Linked DNA regions of Homo sapiens: regions 1, 2 and 3 are each linked to region 4. The links are chromatin contacts, found by Hi-C or POLR2A ChIA-PET in ENCODE. All regions are on one chromosome and are shown on one strand. The core of a region is the stretch at or near the end of the contact, and the rest is flanking DNA. Distances in the headings are between cores, read along the strand shown. Region 1 holds the start of SAMD13 (sterile alpha motif domain containing 13). Region 2 holds the start of PRKACB (protein kinase cAMP-activated catalytic subunit beta). Region 3 has its middle 41 kb from the start of PRKACB. Region 4 has its middle 63 kb from the start of LINC01712.

The links. Hi-C counts contacts between places; a loop is a spot of excess contacts on that map. ChIA-PET counts read pairs that join two places held with the same protein, here RNA polymerase II (POLR2A). Pooled maps may share reads with other maps.
Region 1: a loop to region 4 is called in a map with no recorded cell type, with 3 times the contacts of the local background. The contact joins the promoter of SAMD13 here to the enhancer-like site in region 4. A Hi-C loop is called at or near these places in 3 of 37 single-sample maps with no recorded cell type and 6 of 50 pooled maps. POLR2A ChIA-PET finds 5 or more read pairs at or near these places in 1 of 52 experiments (naive thymus-derived CD4-positive, alpha-beta T cell).
Region 2: a loop to region 4 is called in a pooled map, with 4 times the contacts of the local background. The contact joins the promoter of PRKACB here to the enhancer-like site in region 4. A Hi-C loop is called at or near these places in 2 of 37 single-sample maps with no recorded cell type and 10 of 50 pooled maps. POLR2A ChIA-PET finds 5 or more read pairs at or near these places in 1 of 52 experiments (CD4-positive, alpha-beta T cell).
Region 3: a map with no recorded cell type shows a loop between it and region 4 (2.4-fold over the local background). The contact joins two enhancer-like sites. A Hi-C loop is called at or near these places in 3 of 37 single-sample maps with no recorded cell type and 2 of 50 pooled maps.

Annotation. Positions count from the first base shown.
Region 1 is chr1:84,300,319-84,303,018 of GRCh38, forward strand. It overlaps SAMD13 (sterile alpha motif domain containing 13), which reads left to right and starts at 1,390. Exons shown (of 4, transcript NM_001134663.2): 1 at 1,390-1,483.
Region 2 is chr1:84,142,916-84,145,674 of GRCh38, forward strand. PRKACB (protein kinase cAMP-activated catalytic subunit beta) reads left to right here and starts at 1,356. Exons shown (of 10, transcript NM_182948.4): 1 at 1,356-1,633. The coding sequence starts at 1,447. RefSeq lists a silencer at 1,375-1,424.
Region 3 is chr1:84,102,244-84,104,958 of GRCh38, forward strand. It overlaps a transcript of PRKACB not described here. Among named protein-coding and RNA genes, the nearest start is that of PRKACB, 41 kb to the right of the region's middle. Within about 2 kb of position 1,313, at least 11 of the 41 ENCODE cell types and tissues checked have a DNase peak (open chromatin) inside an H3K27ac peak, as active enhancers do.
Region 4 is chr1:83,507,429-83,510,128 of GRCh38, forward strand. No RefSeq gene overlaps it. Among named protein-coding and RNA genes, the nearest start is that of LINC01712, 63 kb to the left of the region's middle. RefSeq lists an enhancer at 1,075-1,234. Within about 2 kb of position 1,368, at least 7 of the 41 ENCODE cell types and tissues checked have a DNase peak (open chromatin) inside an H3K27ac peak, as active enhancers do.

The DNA of each region.
Region 1 (2,700 bases), core at 140-2,639, 790 kb after region 4:
AATATTTGAAATCTTTCTTGGCACTGATCTTCAAGGAAGTCAAAAATTTCTAATATAATTCCTGGAATAAGTAAAGAACAAATTTTTTGACCTTGAAATTCAGGTTCCAAATTTAGATCAAAGGTAATCTCCTAATGTCCTAAAAGATTATTTTTAAAAAGGGAAGCAGGCAGCTTTTTCCTCAGATTCTACCTGAATTCTACAGGATATTACAGCAAGTGATAACTTTTTCCAGGATCTTTCTGGGGAACCTGTGTTCTGTGCCCTGTCTTGAGTGGTTTTGTTGACCATCTTGACCTAAAAGTGTCCAAATGTTGATTGATGTTTATTTCAATGAAGAGGCAACCATGTATGTTTTCTGTGTATGTGCAGAACATTAATGGGATGAGATTATTCTCCTGGAAAAGTGGTTTAAGCCAAGCAAGGGAACTGTGAGAATGACCAGGGTAACTTAAACAAAAGATCTTGCCCAGCCTCTCTGCTCCACCTCCCAGTTTTCTGATTTGGTATTTAGGATGATGGCGGGAGAGACTATGAATTTTGGGGTGGGCATAATGTCTTTCTATTCATATGTAACTAATATAGTACCGGGTACTCATAGATTGTAAGTGTTGGTTAAATTTCTTGAATTATGCTTTTTGTCCAACTGGGATAAACAGTTAAAATTAAACCTCCCAGAACTAATTGTTTTCGTTTTGTAGAATAAGGTTTTGTTTGTTTCAGTTTGAATTTTTGCTGGCTTCATTTGGCAGGATAAATGCCAAAATAAAAGAATGTGGGCGTTTTCAGGAGATCTGGTCATCTATTTTGCATCCTTTCCGAAATATGTTACTTCCTGCATAATGAAGTAAAAGGATTTGCTGCTGGGCAGTGCTTTCCTTATTCTCACAAAGAGATTACTTAAAAGCCAGCCCTGGGAACTTTGTCCATGAATCTCTATTAGGAAAAAAAGAGTAACATGGGACTGCAGCTTCCGAGTGTTCTCTGGTTATAGCCCATAAGCACTGGCTTCTCACTCTTATTTTTCCCTCTGGGGAGAAAAGGAAATAGTTTGAAACATGACATTCATGCTCAGAACAACAGCTAAGACCTATCATGCAGCAACAATGAAGGGGAGGGAGAAAATAAGAAGCTATTGAGACAGCTTGTTTTTCTTTGTACAAGACAGGTGCAGGGAGAATTCTGCAGGTTTTGGACTCCTTACTCATTTCTTGCACTAATTGTGCTGAAGGTAGTTAGCAAAAGTGAACAGGCACACTGTAGCTTTAAAAAGTCAGCCATGAACCAGAAGGCAGTTGGTGCAGCTTGTGTGTGATTCCTAACGTCATGTTGGCTGAGAGCCAGCCTGGTTTTATTTCACTGTGTCAAATTGTACCTCCTTATTGAATTCCTTTGCCAGCCTACTTTGTGAAAGAAAACATTGGGGTTTCTTTGGCTGTTCTTGATAAGCCTATAAAAAATGATATTTTTTAGTTGCTTATAGGTAGGTTTTCTTTTTACTCTTCCACAGAAAAGAAAATAATAGTAATAATAATAAGACAATGTAGTGTGGTGTTGCAGAGTATCATTGTGAGTGTTTTGTTTTGTTTTCTGAGATGCTTAGAAAATGGTGAATGTGTAACAGTTTCCAACTGAAGTGAAATCATATTCTGTTAGCATGGAGCAGCAGCACTATCTTCCTGTCTACTCTCTAACGGTGTGTGAATGTATGCTAATATCTATATATATATATTAAATGTTGGATTTCTCTATCAATGATCTAAGTGGTTTGCAGCTGGAAGTTTGTGTGTATGTGTGTGTTTCAGGAGTGAAAATTATCCCACACTTACAGTGTTATTTGTTAATCATCTACTTCTCTAACAGTGATAAAATCTTGCGAATATACTAAATGATGCACTTGCCATGTCAGAGTAATCCCTAGAGAAGGAGTGCCGAAGTATAAAGTGATTTGAGTGGAAATGTATTTAATTTATGGCTTCAGCTGAATAAGAGCAAACACGTTTCGGGACTGTTTCTTCCTTTTTTTTTTTTTTTTTTCTTAAAGCAGTTTTGTTCGTAGCTTTTTCATTTTGCTAATTGCATATTAATTGTGGAAGGCTTTTAATTTTCCACAGCCCTCATCCTACTAAACAAAAAGACAGAGTGATGGATGCTACAATATCTCCTTAAATGTTTTGATGATTTTTCATAAATCTAATGAGTTACCTACTCTTTCTTACACATACACACACACACACACACACACACACACACACACACCAGCACCACCTTTCTGTGCTAAGGGCTATCTGGCATTTTTTGTGAGCTTCCTGCTTTACCACAGCATGGCCATCTCACAGACGGGTTTTTGAGGCTTTCGTTGAGAATGTGAGGTAGGGGAATACTTGCTGACAAAAGCTTTAAGTGTCCTTCTGCATTGCAATGAAAAAATCTAGGAGCAAGGGGGAGTGGACAAAAAAAAAACCAAACACAATAAGAAAAAACAAATCAAAGCCCATAATGGGAGGGGGGCAGGAAAAGGGGGATTGTTTTTCTCTACTTTGACTCATTTATGAGTTGCAGTGTCTTAAGTGAGAGCTAGGCACCCAGAAGAAGCTGTGCCAGTTCACACAGCACTTGTTTTCAACGAGGATTCAATTTCATTTGCAAATGCTTATTGTCAAGGCAGGGAGTGCCAGTACAGATGAAAGCACCCCAATC
Region 2 (2,759 bases), core at 106-2,605, 640 kb after region 4:
AAACAGTTGGCAGTAAATCTGAAGTAAGATTTTTTTAGATAGATTGTTTTAGATAGACCTTTTTCTTTCTTTCCTTTCCTTCCCTTCCCTCCCCTCCCCTCTGCTTCCAAAGAGAACCACGGAAATTTCTTATCCTTTAGTGTCAAAAAAACAAGTACTCAAAATTTTTGTTAAATGCCACAGGTTACTTTCTTTCCTGAAAATTGACAAGGCAAGTTTTACTTACTTTTAATCAAAAGAGATGTTTTGGCCAGGCGCGGTGGCTCACACTTGTAATCCCAGCACTTTGGGAGGCCAAGGCGGGCGTATCGCTTGAGGCCAGGAGTTTGAGACAACTCCTGACCTGGCCAACATGGAGAAACCCCATCTCTACTGAAAATACAAAAATTAGCCGGGCATGGTGGTGCGCGCCTATAATCCCAGCTACTCGGATGTCTGAGGGGCGAGAATCGCTTGAACCTAGGAGCGGAGGTCGCAGTGAGCAGAGGTCGCACCACTGCACTCCAATCTGGGAGACAGAGTGAAACAACGTTTAAAAAAAAATAGAGAGGTGTTTCTAAGTGAGATCACTAAATCAGGGGTTTAGGTAAGTAGTAGTCTTCAGTGGTAAGGTTTTAAAATTAACATGTCTCAGCCAACTAGAAGGAACTTTTTTCTCTCAATTGAAATTTCTTGCTATGGTGGATTTTATATAATTTAAATCTTGTATTTTGTTCTTTTCAAATTTTAGAATGTTTTAAAATGTACCCCTGGTAATAGACATATGTCAGCAGATTATAAGTTTGATAAGCAATACTGACATACTAAGTGTATGTAGTTCCTGTATGTATTAGGCCTAAATCAATGAATTAGAAACATTCAATTTTTTAAAGTGCTATTTCACATTGTTTTATTTATACGTGTTATAAATTTGTTTTGCAAGAGTTTTTTCATACCCATTTCATACTAGTTTTTTTTTATGAAAAGTTAGCTGCTTATAAGGATTCATAAAATCTGTATATTAGTTGATTTCCTAGAAAAAATACAACCTGTCTTTAGCATGTTGTGTTTGGAGGACAGCTTGGCCTTCAGTTGTTTGCATAGACTTGTCATACATGTTTAACTAGTTTTCTTTTTAAAGAATGTTTAGCCTACTATATATATAAAGCTTTATATTTAATGCTCTCATTAGCCTATATATTAATATTAAAACACCCAAACATAAAGCCTTTTAGGCAGATATTGCAAGTTTTTAAAATCCTCAACTCTAGCTGAAAAGTGTTTTGCTAAGAAAAGCTCAGTAATGTGCTGTTTTATATTAACAGGAAACAGAACAGCAGTAGTGGTTTGAATACCCTGCAAACAGGAAGTTTGACACATGCATAGCTCTTAGCTTCTGTGTAAGAAGTTGTGAGCTCCTTCTGGAAACATTTGCAGTTACATTAAGTAAAGTGTAAATGCACATGAATGGCAGCTTATAGAGAACCACCTTGTAACCAGTATACAGGTACAACTACAGCTCTTCAGAAATTGGAAGGTTTTGCTAGCCGGTTATTTCATAGACACTCTAAAGGTACTGCACATGATCAGAAAACAGCTCTGGAAAATGACAGCCTTCATTTCTCTGAACATACTGCCTTATGGGACAGATCAAGTAAGTTTTGTTTTTTAAATGATACATTATAACTAGCAACTAAAATGGTAATTGGAGTTTTACAATCAAACATAAAGAACCCTCTTTTGTTTGTTGTTTTCTGATTTTCACAAGGACATTTTGCAAGATGAAGTTGAAAGAATTCCATAAAAACTTGATTATAAGTTGAGCTGAATCATTCAGCTTTCATCATTGTATGGTTTTATTTTTGACTAAGTTCAATATCAGTGACAAGATTTTCTATAAAATTCTTACATCATTTCTAATGTACTTTTTTTTGTTGTTCTTACATAAAAATGAAATACTTAAGTTTCAGAAACAACCATCTGTTTACTTCTTAAAATGTCTTGTATTTATAAGCTTTAAACTTTGAAAGGGGCAACAAGACTCTTGAATTTATAATTACATTTCTATTGTGTTTGCCATGGTTTTATTTTTAAATGCATGTGAGAAAGTTATTTCAGTTTTACAAACAGGAATTTCTAAAATAAAACATAATTATTCTATCTAAATTCTTACACTTATAACATTATGGATATCAAAAACTTTATAATTATATTTTATGTTATTTATACATATGACTCAAATGCAGGAAAAGTTGGTTATGCATGAATCACATTCTTTCAGGCATGTTAAAATGTTTGAACTTGCAGCTTTGCTAAAATGGTGCTGGGGAACCATTTTTGGTGCCATACACTCTAAAAGATAAATTGCACATATAAACAATACTAGTGCCGCCATTCTACATCTCACCTTGGACCCTCCTCAAGGTATTTCTGTGACTCCAATTAGAGGAACAATAGAATTACCCTTGAAACTTTTGCCCTCTTTGGTGTGTTTGTTTGATCATCAAATAGCACTAGCGTTTGACTCTTTCTGTTTATGTATTTGGTAGCAGTTAAGGAAGAAAACTCAGCTTAACAACCACAACAGCAAAATCAAGAATGGCTTACAAAATTTACTCCTAGGTTTATACAGCACCTTGACAGTGTTATAGAAGCTTATTTGAATTAATTTTTTACTAAATCAGAAATTTTTTTACATTCTTCAAACTATTTTTGGGAGATTGAGGAAGAACATGTATTTGTGCATTTTTTCCACTTAAAAGGTTTTGGGTTATTTATAG
Region 3 (2,715 bases), core at 63-2,562, 590 kb after region 4:
GGGCGTGGTGTTGGGCACCTGTAGTCCCAGCTGCTTGGGAGGCTAAGGTAGGAGAATCGCTTGAATCTGGGAGGCGGAGGTTGTAGTCAACCGAGATTGCGCCACTGCACTCCAGCCTAGGCGACAGAGCGAGACTCCATCTCAAAAAAAATAAAAAATGAAAACAAAAATGCAAAAAGAGAATCTTGTGTGTGGCTCACGTTACTCTAAATTAGACAGTTGGGGTTTTTAGAAATCTTAAGGACTTGTCCCATAGCAGTCTTATGTGAGGCCCAAGGTAGAGAAAGCCCTCTCCAAAGGGAATGTGGATGTGGCTTTTTGTCTCTTGGAATATATTAGAATTTGATAATATGAGAAACCCACAGAGTTTTAAAAGAAATTGTATTAATGTTGATTGAAAGGGTCAGAGATAATTAATAAGGAAAAAAGTGTACGGGCCCTCACCTACTGTGGAAAGGAAGCAGGCTGAAAAGCTACTCACCTCTTCACATAGGCCATTTCATGTGAAAGAATGATTGAGAGAGGGCAGCCAAGAAGCCAGAGAGTACAGCTAAGAGACAAGGAGAACTACTCTCAGGACTAATCAAGGAATGAGTGACATGTGCCCAACTGGACTTTAGAATTGCTATTGATGAGGGAGTGTTTATACCTCTTGTTTTCCCTCTTTTTGAATGGGAGTATCCATTGCAATTTCTATTCCTATCTCACCATCGTGTATTGGGCAGATAACTTGTCTCTTTAGTTCACAAGTCTTTAGATTAAGAGAAACTAAGTATGAGGAGTTGCACTCAGGAAACTGGATCTGAGAGGCCTCATCTATACCTGCATTTGATTTAGATTACATCCTGGACCTTAGGATAAGGCTTCTTGGGGTCTTGGAAGGAGTAAAGTATATTTTGAAAATGGAGGAGTATTCTGTGACAAAGTGAAGATGGCTACAAATTCTTAACCACCCTTTTCATCTAGAAGCATAGCATATTTCTTCATTCCACTGAATCTGGGCTGGGTTTCTCATTGCTTTAACCAGTATAATATGGTGGATGTGATGCTAGATCCGTTACAGGGTTGAGGCTCTGTCCTCTTTTAAGCGAACTGCTATGCAAGAAGTCTGACTATTCTGAGACCAACATGCTGTTCAAAGCCCAACTAGCCACTTAGAGAGAAAGAGACAGAGAGATGGGGTGTGGGGGTGGGGGGTAGAGAAAGAAAGAGAGAGATTGGTAGCACTAGATAAGGTGAATTATTTCATGGGCCTTTTAGTCAGCCCAGCCTTCAGCTGAAGACAGATGAGAGAGTGACTCAGCAAACAGTGTGAAGTGAGCCAGCAGACCTATGACCTCATTTGGGCTGTTCCAGCTTCTCGCAGCTGTTGAGCCACCCAGCTTAGACCCCAGACATTGTGGTATAGAGATGAACAGTTCCTACTGTGTGTTGCCCAAATTCTTGACCCAGAAAATTGTGAGCAAAATATGGTGATTGTTTGAAAACTAAGTTTGTTACATAACACAGATAACTGAAACACAAGTAGAAAAATTCTATCACCTGCCCAACCTCACAGAGCCAGTAAGAACTAGTGTTCTCCCCTTCCCTTTTATTTTTAGTTGACACATAATAATTGTACATATTTATAGGATACAGAGTAATATTTTGATACATATGTAATGTGTAATGATCAAATCAGGGTAATTAGTATTTCCTTACCATAAACATTTATCATTTCTTTGTGTTAGGAACATTTAAATCCTCTCTTGTACTTGAAAATGTACAGTAAATTATTGTAAATTATAGTCACCATACAGTGCTATGGAGCACTAGACCTTACTTTTCCTATCTAGCTGTGATTTTTTATCAGTTAACCTCTCTCTAATCTGTAGTAACCCACAATTATCTAATTCTCTTCCCAACTTTTAATAACCACAATTCTCCTATCTACTTGTATGAGCTCCACTTTTAAAAGCTCCCTCATATGGGTGAGAACATATGGTATTTTTCTTTCTGTACCTGACTGATTTCACTTAACATAACATCCTCTAGGCTCATCCATGTTGCCACAAATAACAGGATTTCATTCTTTGTTATGTCTAAATAGTAGGTCATTGTTTATATACATATATATACACTTTCTTTTTCTGTTAATCTGTTGATAGATGTTTAGGTTGATTCCATATCTTGATTATTGTGAATAGTGCTGCAATAAACATGGGGTGCAGATGTCTCTTCAATATACTGATTTCCTTCCGTTTGCATTAATAGCCAGCATTGGGATTGCTGGATTATATCTTCTATTTTTAGTTTTTTGAGGAAGCTTCCATACTGTTCCATAATGGCTGTACTAATTTACATTCTCACTAAAAGTATATGAGAGTTCCCTTTCTCTGCATCCAAAAAGACTATTGTCTTTTTAACAATAGTCATTCAAACCGAGGTGAGATGGCTTTCATTTGCATCTCCCTCATGATTAGTGATGTTGAGCATTTTTTCATATACCTGTGGCCATTTGTATGTAGAACCAATGCTTTTAATCACATGTCAAACTGCCTATGTCCCAGTCCTTTCCAGAGAGCCCTCTGGAACCCTTTTTCTATTGTAAACAAATTTATTTAAACCTACAGGTTTTCCATGGAATAGAAGTTTATTCCTCAGTACCTTGCATCTACTAGTTGGGCAGTTATGGTGAGCATATCTTTTTGACTTAATTCTAGAGTAATTATATAA
Region 4 (2,700 bases), core at 118-2,617:
ATATATGGTTGGTGGAGGGGCAGTGTAAATATGGGGAGTGGTGATGATGAGCATACTGAATCTCTATACTCATCCCATCCCACTAATGCTTTGAACCCATTAATGTGTTAAATTTGAGCCTCAAAATGACCTACTGAGACAGTAGCTTTCTTGGATGAGATATGAAACATTCTTTGCCTGCTTTGATCATTGAAGATAGTCTTTTCAGAATCTGAAAAATTCATTCAGTTTATCTTATAAGATACATCTCTTAGGGGTAGCTTTGCCAATGATGAAATAATAGCATCATCCCTGTTGTGGGTTGGGGACATTTAGTCTTGCTTGTATCAAGGGAGGCATACATGGAAGATTTAGCAGCTATAACAAGAACCTTCTTGCCAACTGGGCATTTAGGAGAATATGGCCTGCAATTGAGCCAGAGGGACAGTGTTACCATGCTGAGTGTTTTACTATGATTTATGCATCTGTCTCCTCTCTGTCTCTCTCTCTCTCTTTTTTTTTTATGACTTCCCAAAAACTCAGGTTTTGTTCCAGTGTGTTCACTTTTTGGGAAATGTAGATAAGATTAAATTTCTTAGGCCCAGCTTCATGCAGGATGGATAGAATTCTGACTTGAGCTTTGCTGCAGCATTTATCCTTTGTACATGAGCTTAGGTGCCCTTAAGCATTTGGTACACTTAAAGTAAATCAAACAACAAGTAAATAATTTGAGCTCATCTGCCTGTTACTCAGACTCTTCAATAGGAAGTCCATGTTTTTTAACGTAAAAGCATTAGTGTTCAATGTTTAAATCTTTTGTGATATGTGTCTCCATGGCCTCAGAAACAGGATTTGAGGAGATTATGGAGGTCATGTGGTTTCCTTGATGTCTTCGGAGTGCCAAGGAAGAGAAAGGGAATCAGGATATTACTTTCCACGGTGTGGAACAAATTACATTTTTGTGCAACATTTTTATGAATTTTAATTCGAAAGTTATCTGCAAATCTAGCTTACCTCTTATAAACACGTTTTCAGAAGATAATTACTATTAGTAAGACTGCTGCAAAATACCAAGCAGAATCAGGAAGACAGGTATCTGACTTCAAAGCTATTCTTACTCCTCACTTCCCTTCCCCGAACTCTCAACTCCACCCAAAAGCAAGTCTCTTTTTAAACTCTGAGATTTCGTGCAAGTCTGGAGTCTGGCTCTGACCACAAGGCAGGAAATAGCTCATATGCAGCATCCAGAGAAGAAAGTTACAAGACAAAAAAAAAAGAAAGCCCACACATGCACACACACATTTCTTTTTTATCTGATACTTTACAAAGTTTATTTGGAAGAAAGGTTGAATTGCGCTTTTTGTTTGTTTTGTTTTAAAACTGCCTGTTCCCAAATGGCTGATGAGCATTGAGTTGAGATGAGGACAAGTTGGCTGTTAGCCTGAAGGCTCTTCCTTGTTGCACCCAAAGGGAATTGTAGAAAGATTTGGAATTCTTCAGATCTTTAGCTTAGAGACCATGGGTGGAGCCTACTTGCACAGCATTCAGCTGATGGTTGCTAATTAAATGCTTGCCCAGTAACTTCAACTGGCCAGACTATTTCACAGGAGAGGAAAAACACCCCATGAGGTAACTGCCAGGGAAAGAGGGATGTCTGGCAAAGCTTGCTAGAAACCAGAGGTGCTAGCTTGGAGTGTATTTCTCTCTGAAGAATAAGTGGTAGCCAACCTGGAATCTGGGTCAAATAAAGCATACTTTAAGTCCACCCATAGGAAAAGGACAGAATTGAGAGGAAAAAAGCTAAAATAGTTCTATTAAATTAACGAACGACAATTAAGTAAATAAAGTCAAACAGTTGTGATTTCTAACTTCATAGTTAACAGAAGTTTTCAAACCGATAAATTTAACTCCATTCTAGTTTAGATTGAGGTATGCATAAACACCACTTCTAATCCTTCCACAGTCTGGGACCTTGGCTGGGTCAGTTTCTATTTACACTGGAGTAATTATTAATAGCACCCTCTTCTACTCCCAAAAGAGTCCAAGTTTGGATGATAAATTTTATGTTCATGCTTTCCATGACCAATGCCTTGCAAGACTTCAGATGGTTTCTAGTGATATATTATAATGTGATAATTAGGGAGTCACTGACAAGCCTAGTAAGGCTAATTGTATCAAAACTTCTTAAAAACACAACCAGAGTGAAGAATCCAACAGTGCTTCAGCAATTAGTTGTAGTTAAGTACAAACCCAAAACAAATTAACTCTGTCATGAGATGCCAAAACAAGTTAATAAGTTATCTTAAATTGCACAAACTGAATTCTAATGTCCAGAGCCAAGGAACATATTGCTATCTCTTTTCGTGTTTCTGAATTGTGCCTCAAGAATAGTATTTCTTGCTAAGCATACGTTGCAAGAAGCACTAATAAACTGAAGCACGTGCAGAAAAACAACCACAAGGATGGAAACATTTTAGGAAACTATGGCCTAAGTGGTATAGTTGAAAGAGCTAACAAATGGTGCCCAAAAGGTAAGAAGGCTATCAAGTCCTGCTAGATGTCTTCAAATACTTAAACATCTGTTATATGAAGGAGAGAGCTGATTTATTCTGTAGATCTTCAGGTTAGATAATATGTTAAAGGTAAGCAAAAAAAAATCTATTCCGTACAAGGGAAAACTTTCTTACTAATAAAACCTTCCAAAAATGGAATGAAATATCT